3 separate regions of the Homo sapiens genome follow, and regions 2 and 3 are each linked to region 1. Evidence: chromatin loops called from intact Hi-C (ENCODE). Cell type or tissue: mammary epithelial cell. All regions are shown on one strand. Links, peaks and the distances in the headings refer to the core of each region. The heading gives the core; the rest is flanking DNA.

Evidence for each region. Hi-C counts contacts between places; a loop is a spot of excess contacts. Peaks named below come from ENCODE experiments on the same cell type or tissue, not always from the same donor. Only the 100,000 strongest peaks of a DNase experiment are listed, where the experiment ranks them.
Region 2: it touches region 1 in a loop (16-fold over the local background); 3 of 110 quality-filtered maps call a loop at or near these places.
Region 3: it touches region 1 in a loop (10-fold over the local background); 15 of 110 quality-filtered maps call a loop at or near these places.

The regions. Positions count from the first base shown.
Region 1 is chr6:40,821,594-40,827,433 of GRCh38, forward strand. It overlaps LOC105375053 (a long non-coding RNA gene), which reads right to left and starts at 3,750. Exons shown (of 3, transcript XR_926790.3): 1 at 3,490-3,750. In mammary epithelial cell, for the core only: a CTCF peak has its summit at 2,910 (motif pointing left); no DNase peak of the experiment used is centred there.
Region 2 is chr6:40,547,473-40,553,312 of GRCh38, forward strand. All of the region lies in intron 1 of LRFN2 (leucine rich repeat and fibronectin type III domain containing 2), which reads right to left. Among named protein-coding and RNA genes, the nearest start is that of LRFN2, 37 kb to the right of the region's middle. In mammary epithelial cell, for the core only: a CTCF peak has its summit at 2,992 (motif pointing right); no DNase peak of the experiment used is centred there.
Region 3 is chr6:40,325,656-40,331,495 of GRCh38, forward strand. No RefSeq gene overlaps it. Among named protein-coding and RNA genes, the nearest start is that of LINC00951, 27 kb to the right of the region's middle. RefSeq lists enhancers at 4,032-4,670, 4,671-5,309. In mammary epithelial cell, for the core only: a CTCF peak has its summit at 3,192 (motif pointing right); a DNase peak (open chromatin) is centred at 3,186.

The DNA of each region.
Region 1 (5,840 bases), core at 605-5,604:
AAAGCTTTGGTGAGCGGGAGAGTTCATCATCAAGAGAGGTGATGGGAGTGCAGGAGTCCTACTGCTTAGTGCTTACTATTCAAACCCATGCTCCAACTCTCATCTTGGAAGTATTTACAAGAGGAGTGCATTGGTTCTCATGGAAAATGGGCAGAAAGGTCACAGATGCATCTATTGCTGCTGGGCAGAAATGACCAGCTCAGAAGTCAAAGACAAGGAAATAGAGGTTAGTTACATTATATAGATATGCTTCTTTCATTTACTGCAAATTCTGGTACATCTACATTCTGATACATCTGTATCTCTAAGTTTGGTGTAAAATGCTCTGTGATTTCAAGTTGCTGTGGAGAAATCTTTCTGTGCACTTGAGCTCTTCTGGAACTCCAGAGACACCAAGGATAATGCTTCAAACAACTACAAAATTCTCACAATTGATGACTACATTTACCCCTTCTCTTTTTTAAGCATAAAAATTGTTTAGTGCAATGTCTGCTTTCCGTGTAAGATCTGCTTAATCTGGATTCCCACTGATTTTTTCTGGGTTGTTTACGTGTTGATTTGGAAGGCTTGCAATCTCTAAGAATCTGTTAATGGTGGTCGTGTAGACCTGATCAAAGTTTGTTTATGATTTATTGTCCAAGTTTATAAGGTTTGTTTTCATTAAAGCTCTCAGAGATGGCACAAGTTCTTTCTATGAGTAAAAACTTTCTGCTCAAATAGACCACTGGATATTTCATATTCATGCATGTGAAGGAGTACTACTCCTAAATCTGCATCTTATAGCCATTATAAAAGGTTCCCAAGATACTCTTGGCTGACAGCTCCCTACATTGCAACTATGTGGATTAAATCACAGAGTAGTCTGATACTAGCGTGAAGAGCAAATCTCCTATGATACTATGCTAATCCCAGGAATGATCTGCCCTAGTTGGTATTTAATAAAGTGGTCCTTTTCTTTTATTATGGCAGCTTTTCTCTAGTACCTAATAGTGAATCTTTTGTGTCTCAAATATTTAGCTTCAACTATCCCAAGACAATAATTCACTGAGTTTTAGGACAGAGACAGAAGTAAGTGAAGATGGTCTAAGCATTCTTCAAAGCTGTTATCTGAAGTTGCTGCTGCACTCTCCATGCAGGAAATGTAATAATATAATGACTCAGCTAATGACTGAGTACCCACCATAAAGATTCCTCAGGTCAGGCAGCATTTAAACACGCCAGAGCATTATTTAAGGGGAGGGATCGAGGATTAGGCAAAGCAGATTGCATGATGATGTATTTAAGCTCTGTGCAAAAACATATGCATCCATCTAATTCTTATTGCTCTACGTGGCAGAAAATGACCTACAGACACATCGAACACCATGGCTACATAAACAGTAAGCAGAGAGCATGTATGAAGATATAGGTGCCTTTCAGTCAGGATGAGGTCAGGAAAAGAGACTCAGCATCAGTTTGTTAACAGAAGAAATTTCACAAAAGGAATTAGATAACAGATACTGGAGAGCTGAAAAGGCAAAGGCGACCACTGCAGCGACACCCTCCAGGCCAGGAGAATAAAGGGGGCAAGGATGGGGTTTTTAGAAGCTCAGGGAAAGGTGCTGATGTCTCAGCAGCTCTGAAGAGGGTCAGATGCCATTGAGGCTGTTGATGGTGTCTGGGTGACTTGGACGAGGGTCCCTGCATGCCAGGCTCAGGCATCAAAGTAACAGGCACTGACTGGCTGGGCAGGTGGCTCTAAGAGAGCATAGTGAGTCTAGTTCTGGAAGTATGAAAAGAACTGGAACCAACTGCCACCACTTGGGGCAAACAGTTGCTTGGGTGAGAAGCAACTGTTTATTATAGGAACCAAACTCAAAACAGAAAAGAATAAGCCCCTCCTCAACCTACAGAATGGGAAAAATTTTTGCAATCTACCCTCTGACAAAGGGCTAATATCCAGAATCTACAAAGAACTTAAACAAAGTTACAAGAAAGAAACAAACAACCCCATCAAAAAGTGGGCAAAGGATATGAACAGACACTTCTCAAAAGAAGACATCTATGCAGCCAACAGACACATGAAAAAATGCTCATTATCACTGGTCATCAGAGAAATGCAAATCAAAACCACGATGAAGTATCATCCCATGCCAGTTAGAATGGCAATCACTAAAAAGTCAGGAAACAACAGATGTTGGAGAGGATGTGGAGAAACAGGAATGCTTTTACACTGTTGGTGGGAGTGTAAACTAGCTCAACCATTGTGGAAGACAGTGTGGCAATTCCTCAAGGATCTAGAACTAGAATTACCTTTTGACCCAGCAATCCCATTACTGGGTATATACCCAAAGGACTATAAATCATGCTACTATAAAGACACATGCACACGTATGTTTATTGCGGCACTATTCACAATAGCAAAGACTTGGAACCAACCCAAACGTCCATCAATGATAGACTGGATAAAGAAAATGTGGCACATACACACCGTGGAATACTATGCAGCCACAAAAAAGGATGAGTTCATGTCCTTTGCAGGGACATGGATGAAGCTGGAAACCATCATTCTCAGCAAACTATTACAAGGACAGAAAGCCAAACACCGCATATTCTCACTCATAGGTGGGAATTGAACAATGAGAACACTTGGACACAGGGAGGGGAACATCACATACCGGAGCCTGTTGTGGGGTGAGGAGCTGGGGGAGAGATAGCATTAGGAGAAATACCTAACGTAAATGATGAGCTGATGGGTGCAGCAAACCAACATGGCCCATGTATACCTATGTATCAAACCTGCACGTTGTGCACATGTGCCCTAGAACTTAAAGTACAAAAAAAAAAAAAAAAAAAAAAAAAAAAGAATAAGCCCGTCCTGACGGCATGAGCCTCCTTCCAGTCTCCCTCTAGTGCCCCCTAGTGACAGAATTTGAGAAGGATCTGGCAAAGGAGGGCTGGACCTGGTAAGGTCCCAACGCAGTGTGACACAGCAGGATATATAGGAAGAGGTCAGGAGGTAAGGAGCAAAGGCTTAATAACCCAAACAAGATGCACATGCACCTTATAATCCCGTCTACATGCAGGGAGGAAGGTAAAGCAGTAAACTAGGTTACTGTGTTCTGTGTATCACCCTTACTTAAATTTGGAATAACCCTAGGGGCTTTCTTAAATCAAAGTCTTAAATTTGTTTTGCCCATCCAGTGTTTCTAAATCAGATTTTTTTTAACTGTTCCTTCAGTTATATACCAAAAGTATCTCTACAAATTGATGTTAGGAACTTTCTGAGCCCTAAATCAATATAGTAAGAGAATCATTTCTGGGTAGAATGAAAAAGAAATTTTCAGACTGGGTTCATGCTTATATTCTATACGAAGCCTAGCCCTGCTTTTCCAAAGAAGTAGTGACACATATGGAAATGACAACCAGCAAGACCCAAGTCTGACAAGGAGGCTGAATTGCCCCTTTAGAATTATCATTTCTGCCACCTCCCAGCACTTTACCACTTACCTAAAAGAAGACAAAATAATAGACTCTTTTGCTTCCAGTACCTATAATGTACATTTCCAGGTTTGTTTTGGAGTACAGCTGTGAAATCCTTCAGCACTGACATAATTCTCTTCCCTCCAATTGTGAAGTGTTCTTTGAGCAATGTAATTGTTCCCCACTGCAATTCTTACAGCAGCGTGTCAGCATGCCAATCACTTCTTCTTCTTCCAGTTCTGATTCTTCCAGTTCCCTGCTGTGTTAACACCCAGAATGAGTCCTTCCAGCTGTTGAAAGATGTCAGCATATTTATATGAACTACTTTATGTTTCCTGGGGAAATGTTCTAAAAGAAAAGAGATCTTGGCCGGTATGCTTGTGATTCTGCAGAGATGTGACTTGGCTTGCATTTATATTTTCTTTGGGGTCAGTAATAGTATTAAGTATTTCAAATGGCACATGTGACTACACAGTGTCACTTTATCTTAACTGAGCTTTGGTCATCTGTATTCCATTCAATTAGACTACACATATCACTCAGATATCTCTTCTGGAAATGAGAAAATTTGTCTTGTGGTAGGTTCTCCCAGGAAAACCTTGAAGATATCATTTATTGCAATGTTGCTGGACAGCACAAACTCATGGAACTTTTTCTGACATTTCAAATTTCTCTTTATCTTATGTTTGCATAACATTTCTTGAAGATTTCTGAAGGTACCCACAATCTGAGTGTTACACATTTTTCTTTCACTGAAAAGGGAGTTTCTTCAAGATTCTATTTTTTTGTTTTTTTGTTTTTTTGTTTTTTTTTTTTTTGAGACAGTCTCACTCTGTCACACCTAGGCCAGAGTGCAGTGGCAGGATCTCAGCTCACTGCTATCTCCACCTCCCAGCTTCAAGCGATTCTCCTGCCTCAGCCACCTGAGTAGCTGGGATTACAGGCAGGCACCATGACACCCAGCTTATTTTTGTATTTTTAGTAGAGATGGGGTTTCACCATGTTGGCCAGGCTGGTCTCGAACTCCCGACCTCGGGTGATCCACCCACCTTGGCCTCCCAAAGTGCTGGGATTACAGGTGTGAGCCACTGTGCCCAGCCTCTTCAAGATTCTTGATAGGAATTGTTAAACCTCCTGTTACAGGCTGGATTGTATCTCCAAAAAGATGTATGGAACCTGACCCCTGGTACTTGTAAATGTGACTTTATTTGAAAATAGAGTGTACAGATATCATTAAGATGAATGTTAAGATGAGATCATACTGGAGTAGGTCAGGCCTTTAATCCAATATGACTGGTGTCCTTATGAAAGGAAGAGAGAGAGAGAGACAGAGGGAAGACAGCCGTGTGAAGATAGAGGCAGAGATTGGCCACAAACCGAGGAATACCTGGGGCTACCAAAAGCTGGAAGAGGCAAGAAAAGACCCTTCCTCCCCTAGAGGCTTCAGAGACAGCATATCATTGCCAACACTTTGATTTTGGACTTTTGGCCTCCAGAACTGTGAAAAAGTAAATTTACGCTGTTTTAAGCCACCCAGTTTATGGTACTTTGTTTCTGTAGCCTTAGAAAACTAATACACCTCTCAAATCTGCCAACTAAAATTTTAACAGAATAGATTTCTTTTTCACACTTTCCCTGTCTCTGCTTTCTTCTAAGTTAGTGCCTTCAGCACTAGTGAGCTCTTCCCTTCTTTTGCATTGGCTGAACACAGAAACAAAGAATTCTATAAACTCCTTCAAGGACACTCCTGGTAGATGCTGTGGCCCGTGCCTTTGCACGCACTGTCTGATAATTGTGGGGCATCCTGGGAATGGGTGCAGCATCGTTGGTGTTACATTTGGGACACTGTACATGCCCAGTTAGCACTGGCCACTGCTGTGACTAAAGAGAAAAGCCCACAAGCAAATTTTAGAACTCCCAGCATCTTCACCCAGTTCAATAAACTTGTTTCTTAGTTGCCCTGGATTTACAATCTTGTATTTCAATTCTCTACAAGCATGCTATTCTATAACAAGCAGAATCCCAGGACTGCCATAGGATACCTCTCTCTGATGTAGGTCCAGAGGTTTGTTTAGTTCCGAAAGAGCACTATCCCAGGCCTGCTCCCTCATGTGTGTGTCCCTAATTTCTCCTAATTATGATGATTCTGGATCTGCACTCTCTTAGTGTTCTAGGGGTCTCTAACCAGATACTTCCTTATTCTTATACCTCTATCGACAGTTCCATTTCAGAATGTCACAATGCTAAACATACCTGTGATTTCAAAGTTAAGTTATACCGGGGAGGATCATGAAATTTCATGTCCAAGCCAGGGCACTATTTTAGAGGAAAAGGAGATGTTTAAACAGTTAAAATTCTATAATATTGTTAAAATATAT
Region 2 (5,840 bases), core at 454-5,453, 270 kb before region 1:
TCTATTACACCATTTAGTGTATGCGCCCTAGTTCCCCTATACTGGGCATCTTCCATTTGACCCTCCAGGTCCACAGTACACCCTTCTTCACCCTGGTCATTGTCCAGGAGGCTGGTCAGTGCAGCCCCCACCAGTGGGCATCATGCCCTCTGCCTCCTGAATAGGGGAGGTCAACTGGGAAGATCAACAGAAGATGGGAGGGAGAAAGGAGAGTGAGTTTGGGCTATTTATCCTCCTACCCCCAGCTTCCTCATCACGAGTCTGGCCCGCAAGCAAAGGTGACATACCTGGTGAGACACCTTTTTGATACTGCTCACATATTCTCTGGGGTCCAGGAACTACTGCCTCCCTTCTCCCTCCAAGTTTAGGGGAGGTAACAGCCTCCCAGTGTTACCAGCCCCAGGGTATTTCACTAACCCTGTGGTTTCTCTATGCCATCCCCACACCTTTGTAAATAGTTTCTTTTAATATAACTCATTTGAATGTGTCTTCTGTTTCCTGATGGGACCCTGAACAATATGCAGCTTCAACTAGATGAAGCCAGAAGGCATCATCTTTATTAAAGCCTGGCAGACTTTGGGTCAAATCTTGTTCTAGTATTTGCCAGCCATGTGACTTACATAAGAACCTCAGTTTTCTCATCTATTTTTACAGGGGAGTAAAACTAGGGATAAAAATAGTACCTGGCTGGGCACAGTGGCTCACACCTATAATCCCAGCACTTTGGGAGGCCGAGGTGGGTGGATCACCTGAGGTCAGGAGTTCGAGACCAGCCTGGCCAACCTGGTGAAACCCTGCCTCTACTAAAAACACAAAAAATTAGCTGGACATGGTGGTGGGCACCTGTAATTCCAGTTACTTGGGAGGCAGAGGCAGAAGAATCACTTGAACCTGGGAGGCGGAGGTTGCAGTGAGCAGAGATCGTGCCATTGCACTCCAGCTTGGGTGACACAACGAGACTCCATCTCAAAAAAAAAATGAAAAAAGAAAAATAGTACCTACCTTACAAGTTATTTTGAGGCTCCAATGCACATTGCAGGACTCAATAAATGAAAGCCATCAGCACTTTAGCATTGCAGTTACATCAGGAGTATGTACAGCTATTATCCCAAAAGCTCTAATTTTGACTTGGGGAGCTATGTGGTCCTGGAAGGTTGAGGCTCCAACCAATGCATTTTAATTCTGGAGGCCACAGTGATTGAGAGGAATATATAGCCTAAACAGGTCCTATCAGAGTGAAGCTCAGAATTCCTTCCAAGACTGTTGGGAGAATGTATTCTCTCTCCCTTTAGATGCTCTGCCCTATGAACATGCAGCCTACATCTGCTAGAGCTGCTATAGCCATCTTGCTACCATGAGGAGGAAGGCCAGCCTAAGGACAAAACCAGTTCACAGAGCACAGGGAAATGAAGCTGAATTCTGACAAACCCATACTTGAGGTCCACACCACTTGGTTACACAAGCCAATAAAATTCATTTTTAAAAGTTAGATCAAACTGGGTTTTTGCCTACTTGTAATCAGTTTCAACCGGTGAATTGAGAATTTGGTAACAGAATTGGGATGCGGAAATAATTGACCCTATGATGTCAGCAGGGTAGACATTACCAAGCCAATGGGGTGGGACAACAAGCAACAAAGATGTTGCCATTCAGGACCTCCAGGCACACTGTGCCTTGAACAGCTCAGAGCCATCAATGACATTGGTAGTCACAACAGATTTGTATGTTTGCAATACAGTTTTCTAGCAAAATGACAGTCAAGTGACTTGAGAAAGAGAGGAGGTTTTTTCTAATTTGCGCCAAGATGTCAACTGGGCTAGTAGCAAGCTCTCATGCCCCTAATCTGGTGAATTGGCAAAACTTGTCATGCAGTGACAAGGAGGGTGGTTAAACTGCTGCTTCATTTTCCTTTGGTCTCAGGCTATGTACCTGATAAAGCTATGGAAGACAAGAAATTTTAGGATATTGGAATAAATTGATTACTTCATATGGCTTTCAACAAAAAGTAAGGTCCTACAACAAAAAGACAACCTTTGGTTCAAAGTGGCCCATTGAGAGAAAAGAGAGAAAAAAAATGGCTTTGCTATTGTGAGGTTATTGCTGTGGCCTATAATCCAAATTTCCTGAGATTATGATAATCTGGAGTCTGGTAGGGATGGAAAAGTGATGCTATTGTATGTGAGCAAAGATAGGTGGTGGGAACCACAGTGAAACATAAGATTGGGCTCACCAGGAAGTGTGAATCCCCAGACCATGCACAAACAACTGTTGAAATAATCCCTCTGCCAGGAGTGGTGGCTCACACCTGTAATCCCAGCACTTTGGGAGGCCGAGGCAGGCGGATCACCTGAGGTAAGGAGTTCAAAACCAGCCTGGCCAACATGGCAAAAAAACCCATCTCTACTAAAAATACAAAAATTAGCCAGGCATGGTGGTGCTTGCCTGTAGCTACCTGGGAGGCTGAAGCAGGAGATTCGCTTGAACCCAGGAGGCGGAGGTTGCAGTGAGCTGAGATTGTGCCATTGCACTCCAGCCTGGGCAAGAGAGAAAGACTCCGTCTCAAAATAAAAAATAAAAATAAAAATAAATAAACTCTCTTACTCTCTTTCTGGCAGTGAGGACAATTACTTCTGTTGTGAGGGTGCAGCTGCGGCACAGCCAGTAAGCAAACGGCAGTGGTAATGCCCTATCCTAAGGCAAAGAGGACCCCCTAGGAGGTACAGCCCAATATGGAGGCCGAAGCTATGAAATGAAGGGCTAGGGTATGAGCAGAGCAAGCAGCTCTGTTGCTAGGAGACAATGCTCAGACTTAAGACTGACTCAGCAGTATCTCTTGCTGCAGTTATTGGCACATGATATTGACTGGGAAGTGTACGGACTGGTAATCTAACGTCTTTAGAGAGAGTCACATTGTCAAGCCTGGCTGGCAATGGCCTTTGATTGCTCAAACCTTAAGACATACTTCAAGTTCCCATCCTCATCCAGTAGGGGGCATCCGTCAAAGTAGCACAGAAGAGAGGCCTTCTCTAATATTCATCTCAGAGGAGTCCAGAGAAGACAATGGACAAGAAAGAACTTTCCACCCCAGACTAGCTAACCAAAGAAAGCATGCACTGCCAGAAGAAGGTACCGGGGACCACAGACCAGTGGCCACAATGTGGCTTTCCAATTTTACTATTTTCCAAATGGGAGTGGTATAGTTTTGTTTGCTTTTTTTTGCAATTTTCATATTCTTTCTCCACTGGTGTATATTGGGTGTGTTGAGGTGTAAACAGCTTACCATTTAACAAGTCAGTGCCTAGGCCATAAAGAGTTCTATCTGGAGAGGATGAAGAGGACTCACAGTGTTGAGAGATGCTGGACAGGGAGTTGTAGGCAGAAACTAAGTAAAACTCCACAGCGTCTCCCCGCGGGCATGGGGTGAGTATATCATATGTAGATGGAGTATTTTTAAATGTGCATATGTAGTACAAGAGTATGTGTTGGCAGCCAAAGAGGTGGACTGCAGTGGATGGGAGTCGTTGCCTTCAAGAGATGCGTCATAAAATCTCCAGATGTCGGTGTAGGGCCTCCTGTGAGTCTGGGTAAACCAACGCAAGGATGGATGAGGTTCATGACACTAGGCTAATCAGTGACAGTCCATGACCCTGGCCACAGAGACTAGTCCAGAGGAACATGTGATCCAAGTCAGTCCACTGGGGGTGACTCTTAGGGACAAAGCGCTTAGGGGCAGGGATTTACAGAAGGTCCACTGCATTCCGGGCACTATTCTGGGCAATGGCAGATACTTCAATGAGCAACTGAGGTAGGGTCTCTGTCCTTCAGGAACTCACATTCTTCAAGAAAGCAGGGTATATAGACATGAGGCCAGGGAGGACGTCAGCTCGAGGAGGACAAAGCCAGTACACAGAAGACAGAATATAGAGCCAATGAGAAATGGAGCCCAAGGCCTGCTCAAGCTTCTCCTGAAGCCCACATCACCACTGGACTTTTCAAATACATGAACCAAATAAATACCCTTGATCGTTTCAACTAGTTGAGTTGGTTTTTCTATTATCTGTTGTAACATTTATCTCTTGAGTTTAATTAATTCATTTGGATTTAATCATAGCAGCTAACCTGATGGCAGGGAGTAGATAGTGATTGATAACTATGTGTCAAATGAATACACAAAGGTGAACACCATCAAGCATCTGAGTAGAAAGTGGCTGTTGAGGATTGATTCCGGGATAGAACTACACAGGACATGATGCTAAGATCATACACTAGCAGTGAACCTAGCAACGCACAGTGATTGAAGAATTCACTGAACATTCTTAATAAGAACAGCAGAAATTTTTATAAATATAATTACTCTGATCTGCTCTGACATACCAACATGATAGAATCAAATGTTAAGAAAGATCAGCGGTAGAAGGAAGGAAGATTCAAGCCTATCAAGTCCAATTCACCCATTTCACTGTTGAGGAAACTGAAGCCCAAAGAAAAAAAAAGACCTACCCAAGTCACACAGATACAAAAATCCATTTATACAAAATCCTCGTGTGTTATACAAGTTATACAAGGTGAGAGGCACACTTATTCCCACACCAGGGGCTATGTCTTTTTGTTTCATTCTCTAACACCGTGGTTCTCAAAGTGTGGTCTTCAATCTGCAGCTCCATTCTGCAAATTCGCAGGTCCCACTCCAAAACCTGCTGAATTAGAAACTCTGAAGTGAGCCCAGGAATCCTTGTTTTACTAAGTCCTCCAGGTGATTCTGATGCATTCCCAAGCTTGAAAACCACTGTTCTAGAACAGTGGTTCTCAAATCTTAATGTGCATACAAATCACCTGGGATCTTGTTAAAATGCCAATTCAAATTTAGTAGGTCTAGGGCAGGGCCCAAGAATTTGCATTTCTAACTAGTTCCCAGTGATGCCAGTGCTTCTGCCCCGTGAACCACCCTTTGAATAGCAAAGCTCTCTATGTTAAAATATTGTTTTACATCTGTTCCCTGTCACCTGTGGAAACTGGAATTTCTTACACATGTAGCTGAGCAGACACAGTTATGTGGGACCTGAAAAAGTAAAATCCCTGAGAAGTACTACACCTTGCCAAAGGAGATAGATATATACCAAATCATATCTACAGCTAAAAGCATTAAATAACTCAAATATAAAACATCAGTCACTAAAGTCTCAAAAGCCATTTTTCTTTCCTTTCTTGCTTGAAAAAATTCATTATAAAACCAATTATCATTAAAAGATTTTTAGAAAAGGAAAGGAAGAAAAACACTCATACTCTAATTACCCTACCCCAGCAACTATTTTTTTCATATTTGCATATTCCTGCCAATCTTTGTCCATAAGCATCCTTTAAAAAAATCAGTTCCCATCATGTACTATGGAATTTTCTTGACTAGAATAATTCTGTGTTGGAGTGTTCTTATCCTATTCTCATTTATCTTAATCAGTAAAAATCCCATACCTAATCATTTCATTAATATACTCAGCTATTCAACAAGTTAGTAAGAGCTACACTTTCTGAAATTTGCACTAGCTGATGCTTTCCTGGTTCTCCGAGCAGGTGTGTGCCCCTCAGCTCTGTCTCTTTCTCCAACAGTCATGCATCTCCCTTCTTGTTCGCTCCGCTCTGCCTGCCAGGTGGAGGAGGGCATGTTGCTTTTCTCAGCCACTTCTAGTTTCTAATTAACCCACATCCCTGGGAGAAAGAAGCCTCTAGGTGGCTTAGCCTGCCTTTACCACCTGACTCTTTAAGGAAACTTGGCTATGGTAAATATCAGCCAATGCAGATCGACTTATTAAACAAAGCAATAATGAGTTCAACACAATCAATTT
Region 3 (5,840 bases), core at 454-5,453, 500 kb before region 1:
AGGACCAAGAGCTGCTTTGCAGACAGGTGGCTGAGGAAAAAGGTGTGGTCCCTGGCTGCTGGAATCAGTCAGTGTGAAGCGAGGGAGGGGTTGTGGGTAACAGCGCCTCTGCTTCCTCTCCACCTCTTTCACCCTGTTCCCACATTTCTTTTCATCTTCTTCACCTTCTGGGAACCCCTCCTACCATGTTCTTAAACCTATATCTTGGAGGTAATGGCCACTCCCGACCTTTTCTCTCTGGGATCCAGCCACTTGAGTTGCTATGGCAGAGACAATGCTCTGTGTTCACCTCCCCATTTCCTCTGTCTGAGCACGTGGCAAGGTTATATCTCCCAGCCTCCCTTGAGGTGAAGTTAACCCATCCATGTGACCCGTTCTGGCCAATGGGCTGTGGGCAGTGGATCCCCTCTGGTCCAAGGCACTTAAAACCAGGTGTGAGTTCTCCAAGTTCTCCTTTTCCTGCTACAGTAAGCTGAAGCCCACTCATGTTGACATGACATCAGTGGACAGAAGGGATCCTCAAGGAGAGGACAGCTGCCTTGGAGAATCAGACATCCTACACTGGACTTTACATGTGCAAAAAGTAAATTTTTATTGTATTAAGATACCAAGATTCAGAGGTTAATTTTAAAAACACACAAACAACAACAACAACAATAAAAACACATCATAGCCTGGTATTACCAAAACACAGTTGCTATATGCTATAATGATTTCTCCCAGAAACAGAGTGAGACCCCTCTTATATTCTTCCACAGGCCCCTGAGTGGCCCTTGTCCAGTTTAAGGCTGCAATCTCCATGGAGGCATCCCCAAGCCTGGCACAGTAGCTGGCACAAAAGAAAAACTGAGTAAATAGTTGTTGACTAAATGAACAAGTGAGTGAACTAATGAATAACCCAGGACCAGCTAAGAACATCTTAGAATGAGATCATGGTTTATCCTGGAGCACCAGAAGGAAAACACCCAGTCCAAGAGGGCGGAAATAGAATTCAGGGAAACCTTGACAGATTAGAAAAATGATCCATTCAGGATGGGTGAAATACAAGGCAAGGCTTGTAGAAATTCAACACAAGCCTCATCAATCCAGGGGGAGGTGAGGAGAAACCCAACGGGACCCAGGATCATAGGGGACTGGGAGTCTAATAACATCCTTAGGGAAGGACCAGCCTCTTCCATGCTGGGACAGGACCCAGGAAGGAGGAATCGGCACATGCCAGGCAGGGTGTGATCATCCCACTGCACTTGGCCTTCTCCCGGCATCTAATTTTAGCTGTCACATTTAAGAAGGATTTGGAAGCTCTGGAGCACAGCCAGAGCCAATAGGAGAAATGATGAAAGGTTGAAAAAAATAGAACCTGTAGGAAAAGTCCAGGAGAGGTGGGAGTTAAATGGGTCTGGGAGAGGCAGCTGTATGCAAATGAGCAGCTCTTTAGTTTGAGGAGGGTGGGGAAGCCAGAACTGGGGGACATTGATTTATACAGCAGCAAGAAAGGTTTAAGTTAGACTCCAGGAAGTGAAACTTGATGAAGGCTTCTGGTGAACTAAGTACTTCCCTTGGCTGCCCCCCTGCTCAGGAGGCCCTGGTAGACCCCTCCCTTGTCCCACAAGGGGCCAGGCATGAGGATGACTGGAAATGTGAAGTCCTAGAGGGCTGTAAAGGCAGGAACTATCTGATACTGTCCCTGGGTCATATGACAAGCAAGGAAAGAGTGTGAGCAGGGTCTGTCTGCTCTGGTTTCTGGGCCTGATGCAGGGGCTGGAGCAGATGACTTCTGTGGGTGGGGATTCCTCACATGGCATGAGGAAACAGTGATGTTTCAGGAATTGGATACTTTTCACATTTCCTCTAGGTTATCTCCCATATGGCTATATCCCTAGGAAATGTCTCACATCAGTTAAGGCAGTTGATGCATTCTAACTATGACCCTGGGATCAGCTTTAGGAAAGGGGTCGCCAAGGATTGACGGAGCCTAATGCATCCCAGGATGTCAGAACTAAAAGGATTGTGGCAGATTATCCAATCCAACCTCCCAACCCTTTGCAAGTGAAGACACTGAGCTCTGGGGAGCTTTCAGAAATTAGAACATCAGTGGTGAAATCAGCAGCATACCCAGGTCCCTGGATGTCTGACCCAGTGTTCCTCCAACCAGCTCATGTTTGACTCTCAAAGTGAGAGCCACGAGGCCAGGGAAGAGGTCAGGATGAACACAGAAGGATAGAGGCCTGGAAAGGGGTGATGGGGCCAGAAATGGGGAAGGGGCAGGAAGGAAAAGAGAAAAGAAAGCTTTCCCTCTCTTGGGCTGGGTGGTGAGAGGAGCCAGGCAAGATTTTCTGTTGTTTTAGAGAGAGCTAAGGGTAGAGGGCTGGTGTGGGAGGCAGGGCTGCTGAGGGGGGCCTCTCATGGGGGGCTCCTTTGGGGTCAGCACTTTCCTAGCTGGCTGGCTTCATCCACCCACCTTCCCTAGATTTCCCCACTTCCTACATTCTCACCTGCCCCTTCCGCCAGTTAATCTCTGAAACCACAGGAAGAGTGGGGTTCTGGGGGCAGATAGAGGAGGTACTGTGAACGGGGTGTGATGTCCTAGAGATGTCACCTGGAAACAGATGTGTATACCCCAGAGGATGCCTGAGCCCCCTCCAGGTCCCTCACCAACATCTCAAAGCACAAAATGGTATCCAGTGTGCTGAAGACCTACTCACGGTAAGGGCTGGAGCAGAGAGGAGGATCAAGAGGCTTCCAAGTATGCGTTCCCTGCCGGAGAAAGCCGGTCTGGTTTCCCTCGCTGGAGGGCCTCTCGATTCTCAGGCTTCCATCAATGTGTGAGCAGGAGCCTTGCACCAATGTCCCTCTCCCAGGTCACACACCTCTAGGACCTCTGCGTCCATCCTCCTGCCTAAGCATTTCCCTGACGCACCTCCAAGTGGCGTCCTCCTCTCCACAAGGGAGCAGTCTCTGGGCTTCCTCCAACTTTTCTCATGCTTTTAAGCTAAGCCACAGCCCCTCACTGGGATCTATGGAAGAAGGACCACTCCTAGCTGTGCTGGGGAAACTGCCAATGCAGTGATCTCCCCACTCCTCTACTTGTTCCTAGAGACCCTCCTCTATCTTATCTAGCTCACCGGCCCACCTGTCCTCTCCTCCCTTTCTTCCGTAAGGATGCTGCAGCCACCCCTGCACCTGGCCGCAAGAGGGCACCATGCCCTCACTGCCACCCCAGCTCTCCAGCCCACTCCTACCTCTGCCTTCCTTATAGTCCTGCCAGATCGCACTTGGCAGAAAGGAGCCAACTAGGAAATCCCAGGATAATCTAAGAGGTTTATGTCAAAAGGTTTACAAGGGAAAAGGTAGGTAAAAATAAGTGCCTGGCACTCTGCCAGCTGCTGGGGATTCAAAGGTGAATAAGACCCCTACCTGCCCACTTCTTAGTCTCAAAGAGGAGACAGGTAATTACTGTGCAGTAGGTGAGCCCAGGAGGGTAGAGAAATGCAGCCTGCTGATGTAACAGCCAAGAGGGGCTCCCTGCCCCCAACTTCACCAGGGGCTCAGGGAAGATTCCTAGAGGATTCCTGAAAGGTGAGTAGGAAGCAGCAGGTGAGGGAGACAAGGGCAAATCAGGAGGCAGGAACAGCAAGCCCGGGAGTGGGATCAGCATGAGCAGAGGTTGGGAGGCATGAAAGATTTAGAGTGGAACATAGGGTAAGTTGACTTTGTCATATTCCAGGCACCAGGTTCTGTTCCTCTCCTTTCCTGGTCTGAGGAATGCCCAACTGTGGGAGCTTTCAGTGCTACCCTAAGAAGCCTAGCAGAGTTCCCAGGCCCTCCTGCAGCCCTGCCCTCCTCCTTTTCTCTGGGGAGGAGCGGAGTGTCCGGGCTTGGGCGAAGGTGCTATCACTCAGTCCTCATGGTGTTCCCTGGATGGTGACCTCCTGATTCAGGTTGTTATTATTCCCATTTTGCTGATGAGAAACCAGGGGCTCAGGAAGATGGAGGAACCTGCGCAGGACTGCGTGGCAGAGCTAAGCCCCTCAGCCAGGGCTTCTGCCCCCAGCCCCTGTGGCCTGTGCTGCTTAGAAGGGACCGTATGGAAATCCCTCTCTCCCCATGTGGTCCAGAAGGCTGACACTAGCCATTTGAAGCAGATTTTTTTTTAATGGAGGCTTTCCAATTACAAAAGTAATAAATACTCATTATTTTAAAAATCAAACAATATAGAAATTCACAATATTCACAATATTGAAAGTAAAAGTATCTTATAATCCCACCTCTCTCTCCCCAAGGTAACTACTCTTAACAGTTTGATATGTATTTTTCTAGACTTTCCCATGGGTTTGCAAATATGATTGTACATTTTTAAAAAATGAAATTATGCTTTGCTGCAATTTGCTTTCTTCAACTTAACAGTCAGTCTTGAACTGTTCACATGCATGCATACTGATCTATAAAGTGGGGCTTCTTGTGATTCCCACTTATTGCTGAGGAAGCCAGGCTTCCTCAGGGAAGGTAAGCTTCCCCAACCACACAGCTCAGGAGGGACAGACTTACCAGCCCAGCCTGTCAAGATCTGGGGCAGCCAGTGGGGAGCTACACCCACCCACTCACTGCTTTTTCTCCCAGCAGCCTTCTCACTGTCCTCAGCTGCTAGGAATTTTTAGGAATGGATTTCTGTGTCATTTCTAATAGATCAGGAATATCCTAGCAAGACAGATTGTCAGAGCCTGTTGGGTGGTAAATCCAGGCTCATCCCTCTTGTATGCAGATCATTCCTTTTCCCCAGGAAGGAAGCTCTGGGTAGCAGCTCCCTGGGGGTGGGAGGTGGGGGCGGAATGAAGCAGCACAGGGCCGCTGACCCACCAGCCTCCTGAAATAGCCAAATATCCGGGCTGGTGAAGGCAAGTGCCACGAAATTCAGCCAGTAGCATCCCTTCACCTCTTGATCCTCAATGTGTGGTCTCAGGAGTAGCAGCCCTGGCATCCCTGGGGAGCTGGTTAGAAATGCAAAATCTCAGCCCACAGGCCAGACCCACTGAATCAGAATCAGCATTTTAACAAGATCCCTGGGGGAGTCCTATGCATAGTAAAGTATGAGTAGCTGGGGTTAGGCAGTATTCTGGTTCCTATAAAGCCAGCCCATGGCTTCTTTCCAGAAGTTTAGTTGATGAATTTGGTATTAGAAACTTAATAAGAGCTAGCAGTTACATGTAAGTTTCTATGTGCCAAGCAACATTGCAAGTGTCTTACTTATATGAACTCATTTAATCCTTACAAGGATGCTATGAGTTGAGGTATTATGATTATCCTGCTTTTACAGATGAAGAAACTGAGGTGCAGAAAATTTGCTTAATTTGCCTGAGGTCACATGCTAACCAGAGGGTGATCTGGGGCTTAAACTCAGGTCCTCCAGGATCTTAACCACCACAGCACACTGCCCTGCAAGTAGATGCACCCATCTGGCATGGAGCAGTTTTGACAGGTATCTCCAAGGTGGCATTTCTAAGTAGAGCTTGCCAACACATCTTGCTTTTCTCCCCCACCGTCTTCCCCCTTCCTAAAGACTGGTCACCTTGGAGAAGCTGCCAGAGCTCAACAGGAACCTCGCCACTGCTTTTGTGGTGATGCCAAGGCCAAGAAGTAATAGCAGCTTATTATATCTGCAAAACCCTTTATCATCTATTATGTCTCTTTATTCTCCAAGAACCAAGTGAGATGAGGCAGGTGTTACTATCCCCACCGGAAGAACAGGAAAGGAGCCTAGAGACACCCGGTGACTTAATCAAGGTCATGCAGAATGGAGGCTAGTAGCCAGGCCTCCTGACTTCTGGAGCATGTTCCTTTCATCT